2 separate regions of the Homo sapiens genome follow, and region 2 is linked to region 1. A link is a contact called in ENCODE Hi-C or POLR2A ChIA-PET data. All regions are on one chromosome and are shown on one strand. The core of a region is the stretch at or near the end of the contact, and the rest is flanking DNA. Distances in the headings are between cores, read along the strand shown.

What was found. Hi-C counts contacts between places; a loop is a spot of excess contacts on that map. ChIA-PET counts read pairs that join two places held with the same protein, here RNA polymerase II (POLR2A). Pooled maps may share reads with other maps.
Region 2: a pooled map shows a loop between it and region 1 (2.6-fold over the local background). The contact joins the promoter of DNAJC22 here to the promoter of PRKAG1 in region 1. A Hi-C loop is called at or near these places in 2 of 50 pooled maps. POLR2A ChIA-PET finds 5 or more read pairs at or near these places in 3 of 52 experiments (H1, WTC11 and activated B cell).

What each region holds. Positions count from the first base shown.
Region 1 is chr12:49,015,352-49,020,167 of GRCh38, forward strand. PRKAG1 (protein kinase AMP-activated non-catalytic subunit gamma 1) reads right to left here and starts at 3,425. Exons shown (of 12, transcript NM_002733.5): 1 at 3,381-3,425. The coding sequence starts at 3,389. It overlaps KMT2D (lysine methyltransferase 2D), which reads right to left. Exons shown (of 55, transcript NM_003482.4): 55 at 3,627-4,816. DDN-AS1 (DDN and PRKAG1 antisense RNA 1) reads left to right here. Exons shown (of 2, transcript NR_147179.1): 2 at 2,885-3,889. RefSeq lists enhancers at 2,466-3,056, 3,629-3,828.
Region 2 is chr12:49,343,976-49,348,750 of GRCh38, forward strand. It overlaps DNAJC22 (DnaJ heat shock protein family (Hsp40) member C22), which reads left to right and starts at 2,913. Exons shown (of 4, transcript NM_001304944.2): 1 at 2,913-3,576; 2 at 3,669-4,130. RefSeq lists silencers at 1,238-1,427, 1,458-1,557, 1,578-1,697, 3,730-3,949 and an enhancer at 3,612-4,555.

The sequences.
Region 1 (4,816 bases), core at 2,175-4,674:
CTGGAAACCTAGAACTATCTTATACTTTGTATCTCCCATACCACCAAGCACAGGGTTTTGCATATAATTCACAGTTGTTTTGTTTTTTAATTCTCAAAGAATGATGCACACTGATATGAACAGATATGCCCAAGACTAAGTTACAGAGGGAGGAAAGAAACATAGAGCTAACTAGAGATACAGATACCAACATAAGAGAGTCAAACACAACTGCATATGTGACTTTTTTTTTGGGCGGGTGGGCAGAGTCTCGCTGTGTCTCCCAGGCTGGAGTGCAGTGATGCGATCTTGGCTCACTGTAATCTCCGCCTCCGGGGTTCAAGCGATTCTCCTGCCTCAGCCTCCCAAGTAGCTGGGACTACAGATGCCTGCCACCACGCCCAGCTAAGTTTTTTTTTGTATTTTTAGTAGAGACGGGGTTTCACTATGTTGGCCAGGCTGGTCTTAAACTCCTGACCTCGTGATCCACCCGCCTCGGCCTCCCAAAGTGCTGGGATTACAGGTATGCGCCACCGAGCCTGGCCGTGACTTTTAACTTTCTGCCTGTTTCACCATATCAGAGGGGGGATTATGTAATTACATCTACTCCTTTCTACCTTTTTTTTTTTTTTTGAGACAGGGTGTCACTCTGTCATTCAGGCTGGAGTGCAGCGGCATGATCACAGATCACTGCATCTTCAACTTCCCCAGCTTCTCCGACTTCTGCCTCCCGGGCTGCTGGGACTACAGGAACATACCACCAGGCCCAGCTACTTTTTGTATTTTTTTGTAGAGATGGGGTCTCGCTATGTTGACCAGGCTAGTCTTGAGCTCCTGGGCTCAAGCGATCCGGCCACCTTGGCCTCCCAAAATTCTGGGATTACAGGCAAGAGCCACTGCTCCTGGCCTCCTTTCTACTTTTAATAACATAAGGGACCTGAGAAAGTACCACTGTACCACGCAAGTACAAAATATTACAGAGACACAGTCTACATCTGACAAATAGACTCGCAATTTCTTCCAAACTTCTGATCTACATTTCCAATTATTTGTTTGACAACCATAGATGTCACAGAGACTCCTCAAATGCTTGAATACGAAACAAAACATTTGTCCCTCCAATCCTATTATTCTCGCTGTGGTTCCCATCTTGTTTTTTTGTTTTGCACAGCTGTCTTCTTAACACTTATCAGCTAAGCTGGTATGTTAGAAATGTCTCAGATCCATCTCTCTCATTGCCAATATCACAGCCTTAATTTAGGCTTTTACCTCTCACCTCTGCAACGTTGTTTAAACTGGGGTCCTTGGCCCAAATCTATCTGTTCTTCAATTTATCTTTCATGCTTTCACCAAGTTTGTTCACCAAAGCATCTCAGATTTGGAAGGGACTTTCATCCCCATTAACAAGAAACTTTACTTTTCGAAGTAGCTCAGTCCATGTACAGAAAGCTGCTATGAACATTCCTAAAGGACATTCACTGACTTGCTCATAAATCTTCCATGGGTCCCCTATTACAAAACAAAGTTCAAATTTAGCATGGTGTGTAATACCTTCAACCTGATCTTAGCCTGCTTTTCCAGTCTTTTCTCCCACTGTGACCAAAATCCAAAGCCAGCAACATCATGCCGCTGGCTCACCCCCAGTTCTCTACATACCCCAATTTCAGTGCCCTTGCTCACACTGTTCTCTCAATTTGCAGTGCCCTCTCCTAGGTCCAAAGTAATTTTTCTCTCAGCTATTCTGTCACAGTCCTCTGTTTTCATATTGATGACAGCATTTATTATAGTCTACCTTTAAATAACAGCTGTTGCTGGCTTGCCCTCACCATCACTCCAGTTAGGCTGAACATTTTCAAAGCAGGAGTTTTCTTTCTTTTCTTTTTTTTTGGAGACAGGATCTCACTGTGTCACTCAGACTGGAGTGCAGTGGCATGATCTCAGCTCACTCCAGCCTCCACCTCTTTGGATCAAGCGATCCTCCCACCTGAGCCTCCCGAGTAGCTGGGACTACAGGCACACACCACCACCACCACGCCTGGGTAATTTTTGTATTTTTGTTTCTGTCGAGACAGGCTTTCATCATGTTGCCCAGGCTGATGCTGAACTCCTGAGCTCAAGCAATCCACTTGCCTTGGCCTCCCAAAGTACTGGCATTACAGGCGTGAGCCACCACACCTGGCTGAGTTTTCTTTTTCCTCTTTTTAACTTCTACCCCAGAGCCTAATCCAGTACATAAAGTGTAAAGGCTAAATTAGAAAATCTATATAAAAATGCTTTGTAAACCATAATACATTTACAAGTAAGTAGAATATGACATGTCATTTTAAATTTAATGGAATTAGACTCCTTATTTTTGTTTAAGATTATCCTGATTAGTCAGAATTGGCTCCCTTGCCTGGGAGACCAACTGCGAATCATTTTAGTACTTTGGTCGGTTTTCTTTTTGAAAACCTGAAAGAAACAACCTCTCTGTGAGCAGAGAAACGGTGTGGCAAAGAATTACTCTGGGCATGTAATCCAAAGCAAAGTGAACCTGCAGTCCTTTCGTAACTACAGTAGCAGATGATAAAAACCAAGATGGAAAGAGTTACTCTGCCTGAAAGAAGACACATGGTTAAAAACTGTGGAGAGGGAAGTGTATGGGAGGGGTTACAGAGCGCTAGAAAAAGACTCCTGAGAGTGAGGGTGGGTGCAAACATGTAGCAGGCAACCCGCAGCATCTGTGGGAGGGTGACAGGGCCCTGCCACAATTGGTCAATGCCTGCTCGCCAAGAATGAGCTATGCCAAAACCCCTGCTTAGAGTCGCAGAGCGGGCCATGACCTAAAATTGTCCAGGGACACATCGGCCTCTAACACTGCAAGATTTCCTCTTTCAAGCAAACCTCAATTCTCGGTCTTATTAAGGGAATGTGACTTCACTGGACGCAGTATAAAGATCTTCAGATGTCCTCCTGCCGGGGATTGCAGGGATCACAGAAAGACCATCGAGGTCCAGGAGCTACCTGCAAGCGGAGATCCCTCTGGACGCCCCGTGCCTCACCCAGCAAAGCCGGCTCACAACCCTGCGCTCTCAAACCTCTAAAAGGGCTTGAGGTGCCAATAGGAAAGGAGGCCCGAGATTGCCACGGCATACGTGGGCCCCAAGGAGGGAGCCAGGAGTCACTGCCTGCTTGGGCTAAGGGTACCGCGTACGGAAAGGCGGCGGGGACGCGGCCCAGTTCCAGGAGATGCGCCCAACGAAGAAGCGGAGGAACAGGGTCACGGGATAGGGCAGACACCCGGCTGCTTTTTGTTTGCTAGACACCAGCGCCAGCCCCTGCCCGGCCCTCCCGGTCTCCTAAGGGTTGGGGGGGTGTCTTAGGCTCCACAGCGCCCCCGACCGCCCTCCTGCACTCCTCACCGTCTCCATTGCAAGAGGCGCCCGGCTTGGTTTCCTCGCTTTAGGAAACTCTCTTGGGGCAGGCCCCGCCCCACATCCGGTGCGGCGACGCCACTTCCGCCCACGTCATGGCAGTCGCCAGACTGGGGCGGAAGGCAAGGAACCCACCCTTCCGGCGGTGGCGGGCCTCGGTAACCGCCCTCCCCCGGGTCCTCGCGGACCGCACGGATCCGGCTGACGGCGAGGGTCATGGGACGGAGCCGCTTGTATTTAAAATGTTCTTTTTTTATTTGTCGTTTAAAAACAAACTTGGAAGAAGCAAAATCCAAAACTTGCCCTTTGCCTCTCGCAACATAAATATGTACAGTTCAGAATGATCGCTGATACAAAACATGCCAAGGACAGGGGCGCTGAGGGTGGAGGGAGAGAGGGCGCTTTAAAAAAGGGAACCATTTCATCCGTTGTTACGAAGGACCAACCTTGCTGTACAGGATACACACAACACAAAATAAAGTCTTCACGGGATTCACACTTGTCAGCGATTTATTTTTTAAAAAGGGGGAGGGTCCTGGAGGTGAGGGGAGAAGACTGTAAAGGGGAAAACTGAAAACTGAGTATGTGCGAGTGTAAACCAACCCAAAATACAAACACGGGGGCGGGGGGTGGGGTGGGGGATTCTGATGCAATTATACAGGCAGGGTACTTAAAAAAAAAACCAACCAAAATTCCAACCTTGTAGCTTGGGTCTGAGTTATAGTTTATATAAAAATTAAAAACTGTATAAGGTTTCTTCACTAAATTCTACAGGACTATCGGATACCTAGCATATGCTTACAAAGTCTGCCCCATCCCCTTTTCCCAATCCCAGGGCCCAAGCCCCAAACACAGCCTGACTCACGGGAGCCAATCTCCCCCTCCCTGTAGCCTAGACCTTCTGCTCTCGGAAAAGGAACATCCAAGGGCTGTGGCTTTGAGGGCAGCAGCCCAGTCTTCCTACTGTCTGATTTAATTACAGCGGTTCCTGTGGGAGTGGGGGCTGTTATTCTCTTAAACATTTGCAGCTTGAAACAGTTGAGGAAGCAGCTTTAAAAAAAAAAAATCTCCCTACCCCCAACAATCCACAACCCCCCAAATTCAAAACAAAACAAAAACAAACCTAAAATCACAACAGCGACCAAGCTCCCCCTCCAGCAGGCCCGCCCGTCCACCACCACCAAGCCCACCCCTACACTCCAGACATCTGATTCTTGAAAATATTAATTACAAAATGCCCTTTGCCCACAGCCCCTAGAAGAGAACTGCATATAAGCTTCATCTTCATCCCCACGGTTCCCTACCAGAGAGGGGTTTGGGGCCTCACCCACCCCTTACCTACTCCCACCCCCAGGAAGAGGTTCAACTGCAGCACAAGCTTGGGCAGAAAGGGGAAGGAAAGGGAGGCAAGGAACCCATCACCC
Region 2 (4,775 bases), core at 1,663-4,162, 330 kb after region 1:
ATGCTCAGGAAGAGAGAGGCTGACCTTCAGACCTCCAAGGCAGCCTATCTCTTTGGAGCCTGTACTAGCAGCCTCGGAGACCCTAACCTTTTGGGTCTCAAGTCCAAGTTAATTACTAGTTTATGCCTTGGGAGGATAATGCTAACTGCACTCTAATTCCTCTCCATAATAACTCTCTTCAGTTTGGCTTGGTCTCCACTCTCAATCCTCATTCTCAAAAACACCAAGAAGTTGAACCTGGCCTCCTCCCAGCCCTGAACCTCCTGGGTTTACAGAGCAGAGAGCTGGGCTGACTCTGGATCTCTGGCCCCCTGTTTTGTTCAGCAAGACCCCTTCCCTTTGTCTTGTTGTTCCTTGGGGCTAGGGTATCTCCTGGAGCTTCTGTATATTTATCTCTGTAAACGTCCTCTTCTTTTTTTTTTTCGGGGTCTCACTCTGTCTCCCAGGCTGGAGTGCAGTGGCTCGATCTTGGCTCACTGCAATCTCCGTCTCCTGGATTCAAGAGATTCTTCTGCCTCAGCCTCCTGAACACCTGGGACTACAGGCTCCACCCGGCTTTTTTTTTTTTTTTTTTTTAATTTTTAGTAGAGACAGGGTTTACCATGTTGACCAGGCTGGTCTTGAACTCCTGATGTCAGGTGATCCACCCACCTCAGCATCCCAAAGTACTGGGATTACAGGTGTGAGTCACGGCGCCCAGGCTTTGTACCCTCCTTTGTGTCTGCATATTTCCACATTTAGGAATCTTCCAAATTTGTCTTCCTACATTTTGGGGGGCTCTCTCTTTGTTCCTCTTGGGGCTCTTCTCTCTAAGAATACACCAGCCCAGCAGAATACCCCACGGACACTGGAGTAGGAGAAGGAGGAGGGCTTTCTTCCTGCCCCCATCCAGAGGTGATTGCTAACCCAAGGATGGTCACACCGTGTCAGGGCTCGGGCACGCGCGGGTCACTTCACATTCTGAGCACAGACGCCTGGTCGATGCCCTGCTGTCCCTCCCTCCTCCCAACCTCCCTCCGCCTGGCCCCCGCCCCCTCCGCCCGCCTGGAAAAGGCAAATTTGACATTTTTAAATCCCGAGCCTTAGAGGGATCGATGCGGCCCGGGGGCCCCGCCCGGGGTCGATATTCCTGATTGGGAAGCGGCCGCTTCGCGGAGCCCGCGTGTAAATCACCTGGGCTGGGGGAGGGGGCGTGGGGAGCCTACCACGTCCCAGGCTCGCGAAGCCAGGAGGGGTCGGGACCCGGGCGGTACCGGAGGGCGACGGAATGAGAACGACAGGCCTTAGAGAACCAGAGAGAAGCCCGCCCAGGGCCTCCCCCTCCCCCGCTCAGCCCTGCCAACTCCCCCAGCAGGCTCCAGTCTCGCTTCAGCGGCCGCCACCCTTCGTTGCCCCTGGAGCCGCCGGGGAGGCCAGTGTCGGAGCCAGCCATGCGGCGGCTCCTCTCTGGCCGCTCCCGCGGGGCCGGGGCTTCGGCGGCTGCTGTCACGGAGCCGACAGGCCGGGCCGGCCGGGAAGGGGCGGGTGGCGGGGGGGAGAGGCGGCGGGGTGAGGCTGGCTCAGCGCTGGCACTCAGTGGGCGCGCAACGTATGTTTGCCGAATTGAAAGGCTGGGACACCGAGCGGCGCAGGGCAGAGGGTCGGAGGGCACAGGCGGGGTAGGAGATGGCCCAGACCGGGTGAGGGCAGAAGCCTCACTCACGGGGGAAGAAGGCACTCGAGGTCGCTCTGAGGACCGCTGGGCTGGGATAGACCACCCATCCCCCGCCGGGGAGACCCGGGTAGTAAAGAACAAGACAGAATGGGACAGGCAGGACGGTTTGGACCCCACCTACAAGCGCCTCCACCACCCCAGCCTCCGATCCTTGTCACGCTCTGCTGGGGAAACCGAGGCAGCCGATGCTGAGAATAGCCAAAAAGTTAAAAGCGGGGTCAGCGACGAAGCTGGGGCAGCAACCAGAATTCCTGCGTGGGTTTTTTGGATTCCTCCGCCCACGCGGGGCCAGTTTGCGGGTAAATGCACCACCGCGCCCCGCACCACAGCTCAGACCCTTTCCTCTCGCTGCAGTTTGTCAGATCCCCCCACCTCCCACTCTGCACCAGTTTATAGAACAACAATTTGGGGAAAACAATCCGGGCGGAGTGACGGCCCCGTAATTGTGACAAAGTGAGTGCGGGCGGCTGGAGAGAGCGCTAGGCCGGGAGCGCTGCAGGGCGAGGCGGAGGCAGGGGCGCCTCCCCCCGCCCTGCCGCCCCCTCGTTCTTATTCCGGTCACCTCCCATCCCTCTCCTTGACTCTTCAATTCCTCTTCTCCCGGCCCCTTGCGCCTTCCTTCGCTTGTTCCTCCATCGCTCTTCCCTTTCCTCCCGGTAACAGCTCTTCTCCCGCTCCCCCGACCCCGTCGCCCCTCCCCCGGTGCGCTTTTTCCTCGCTCACTTCTCCCCTCTCCTCTGCCCTCCACTCGTTTCTTCAGCTTTTCCTCGCGCTTACATTGCCCTTGGGCCCCTGGCTCTCCCCGCACAATCCGCTTCTCTCCCTCCCCACTCCTCCCTTCCTGAGATCGAACCCTGAGCCCCTTCCCGACCCCCACTCTCTGGGCCGCCAGCGCAGCCCCGCATTTCTGGGTTCCTCGGGAAGTAAACCTGGGGGCGCGCTGCGGCCCCGGGTGCCCCGGCGGCCAGCCCCTTCCCTCTCCCTTGTATGGCTGCCGCCCCCGCCCCACCACCTGAGCCGGGAGATAGTTTGTTTGTCCAGCGGCGGCCGCCGCCGCCCACGCTGTTTGCAAAGCTTAGCGCGCCGTCGCGCAGTGCGGGCCCAATTAAGTCTCATTCATTATTCAGCGCTCCTGTCCGCCCCCGCCCCCCAGCAGTCTGAGGCGTCGCTTTGGGGCCCCTCCCAGCCTAGGCCCCTCAGTGAGCCCTAAGAGGTCATATAGAGAGCAGCATTTCCTCTCCAGGCCGAGATGAGGGCTGAGGGCGTTTGGAGGGAAGCGCTCTGCCTACTGCCGGGAGGTGACACCCGCGAGGCCGACCGTCCCCCGAAGCCCCCGCAAGTCCAGACTGGGGGACCTCGGAGATCCACGAGATTGCCAGAGAAGGAAATTGAGGCCCAAGAAGCTGCATGACTTAGCCAAGTTCACGGAGTAGAACCCGGGATTGGAGCCCGGGACATTGAAATGAAGGCGTCTTGCATTGCAGCTCCGTTGCAGCGCAGAGGCGCAGGAAGGCAGACTACCACGAGCCTCGGGCTGCGGCCTCGCCCTCCTGGTCGAGCCTCCTGCCCTCCAACCCTCTGCTCCCGTTTCTCCCTCTGGTTCATAGCCCGCGGGACAGAGCAGCCCTGGATTGGGAGGCTCCTCAGGTCTCAGGCTCAGGTGCAGAAGCAGAGCCCCTAACTGGAAGGCTCGGAGGTGGGCCGGTGAGGCAAGCAAGCCCTGTGGGGGGTTGAGGACAGCTTGGGTTGGATGTCCCTCACTGCAGCCTGTCCGTGGATGTCTCTGCCTTAAGGGAATTGGAGGTGGAACCATCCAGTCTTGAAGGTCAACGGAGCGTGAAGAGAGGAGCGTGCAGCTTGAGGTGAGGGAGGAGTCACCTTTCAATTTGTGGGGGTGGGAGGAGGTAATCAAGGACGTATTCTTGCATTTACAGGAGTTTATCCTTTTTTTTAGCACTACAGATAGGAGCGTCCCTTGCTCCTGCCAGGCAGCCCCTCCATAGGGGCAGTCCTGTGCTGCTGTGCCTCGGTACCCGCACAAGGTGTCTGGGGACCGCCCGGACCCCCCCTTCCATCGGCGGCAGCGCCACCTGGCGGCCATGGTGCGGTGGTGTGGGAGGAGCTGGGCCCGGGCTGGGCACTGAGCCCACCGGAGCTGCAGGCGTCTGCAGAGCCTTGCACCGAGTTTCCCCGCGAGGGCGGGCGGGAGGAGTCCCAGGCGGGAATGTGATCCCCAGGGGGCCGGGGAGGGCCCTGGGGAGGAGCCTGGCCTGGGGAAGCCGGACTTCCGTGACACAACAGACACAAAAGACAAAGTCCATTTGGATGGAAGTGGGAGCAGGGCGAGACGGGCCATTTTCACTCTGTGGTCAAAGGAAATGACTGGTCTGACTCGGTCTGGGAGCGGGGCACCCAGGTATGGCCACTTGATTTGGAAGTAGCGGGTGCTGGCTGGTGGTCGCTCCAGATAGAGGGGACACTGGCAGGCACGCTTGGCGTCCAGTTTGATATTGTGAGGATTTGTCCAGCTGCTGTGGAGTGGCTTTCCAAGCCGGCCTCCGAAAGAGGTGGTTGAATTGTGGGGTGCCAAGGTCTAGGTCAAACGAAGTTTTCCAGAATATTTTAATAAAGGGAATTCAGGACCCCTTTCAAGTTTGACCTGTGGGAAAATCTCATGGCCTGGAGAGTTAGGAAGGCAGGAGAGTGGCTAAAGCCTGGGCCAGGTGTGGGAGGGCAGCCACAGTTGGAGTTAAGTCAGGGGTAAGGCAGAGGCTTTCAAAATGTGTGGGAACTTTGGAAAAGCATCCAATGCAGCCCTGCCCCTCCACACATCCCCCCATGAGTCATTTGGGGTCATGGGTCTCAGGGGAAGTCTGAAATTTAAACAGCTTTCTCCTCTAAATCTGGAGTCACTGTGGTTGTAAAGAATGGGACTGAGGTGCTAGGACAAGGGATATGAGATAAATAGCACTGGGGACTCAGGCAGATCTGTACTCAACTTTTATTGGAAAGAGAAATGGTTGCTGTGTTGGAGCCTGGACATCATCTTATGACTCTACTT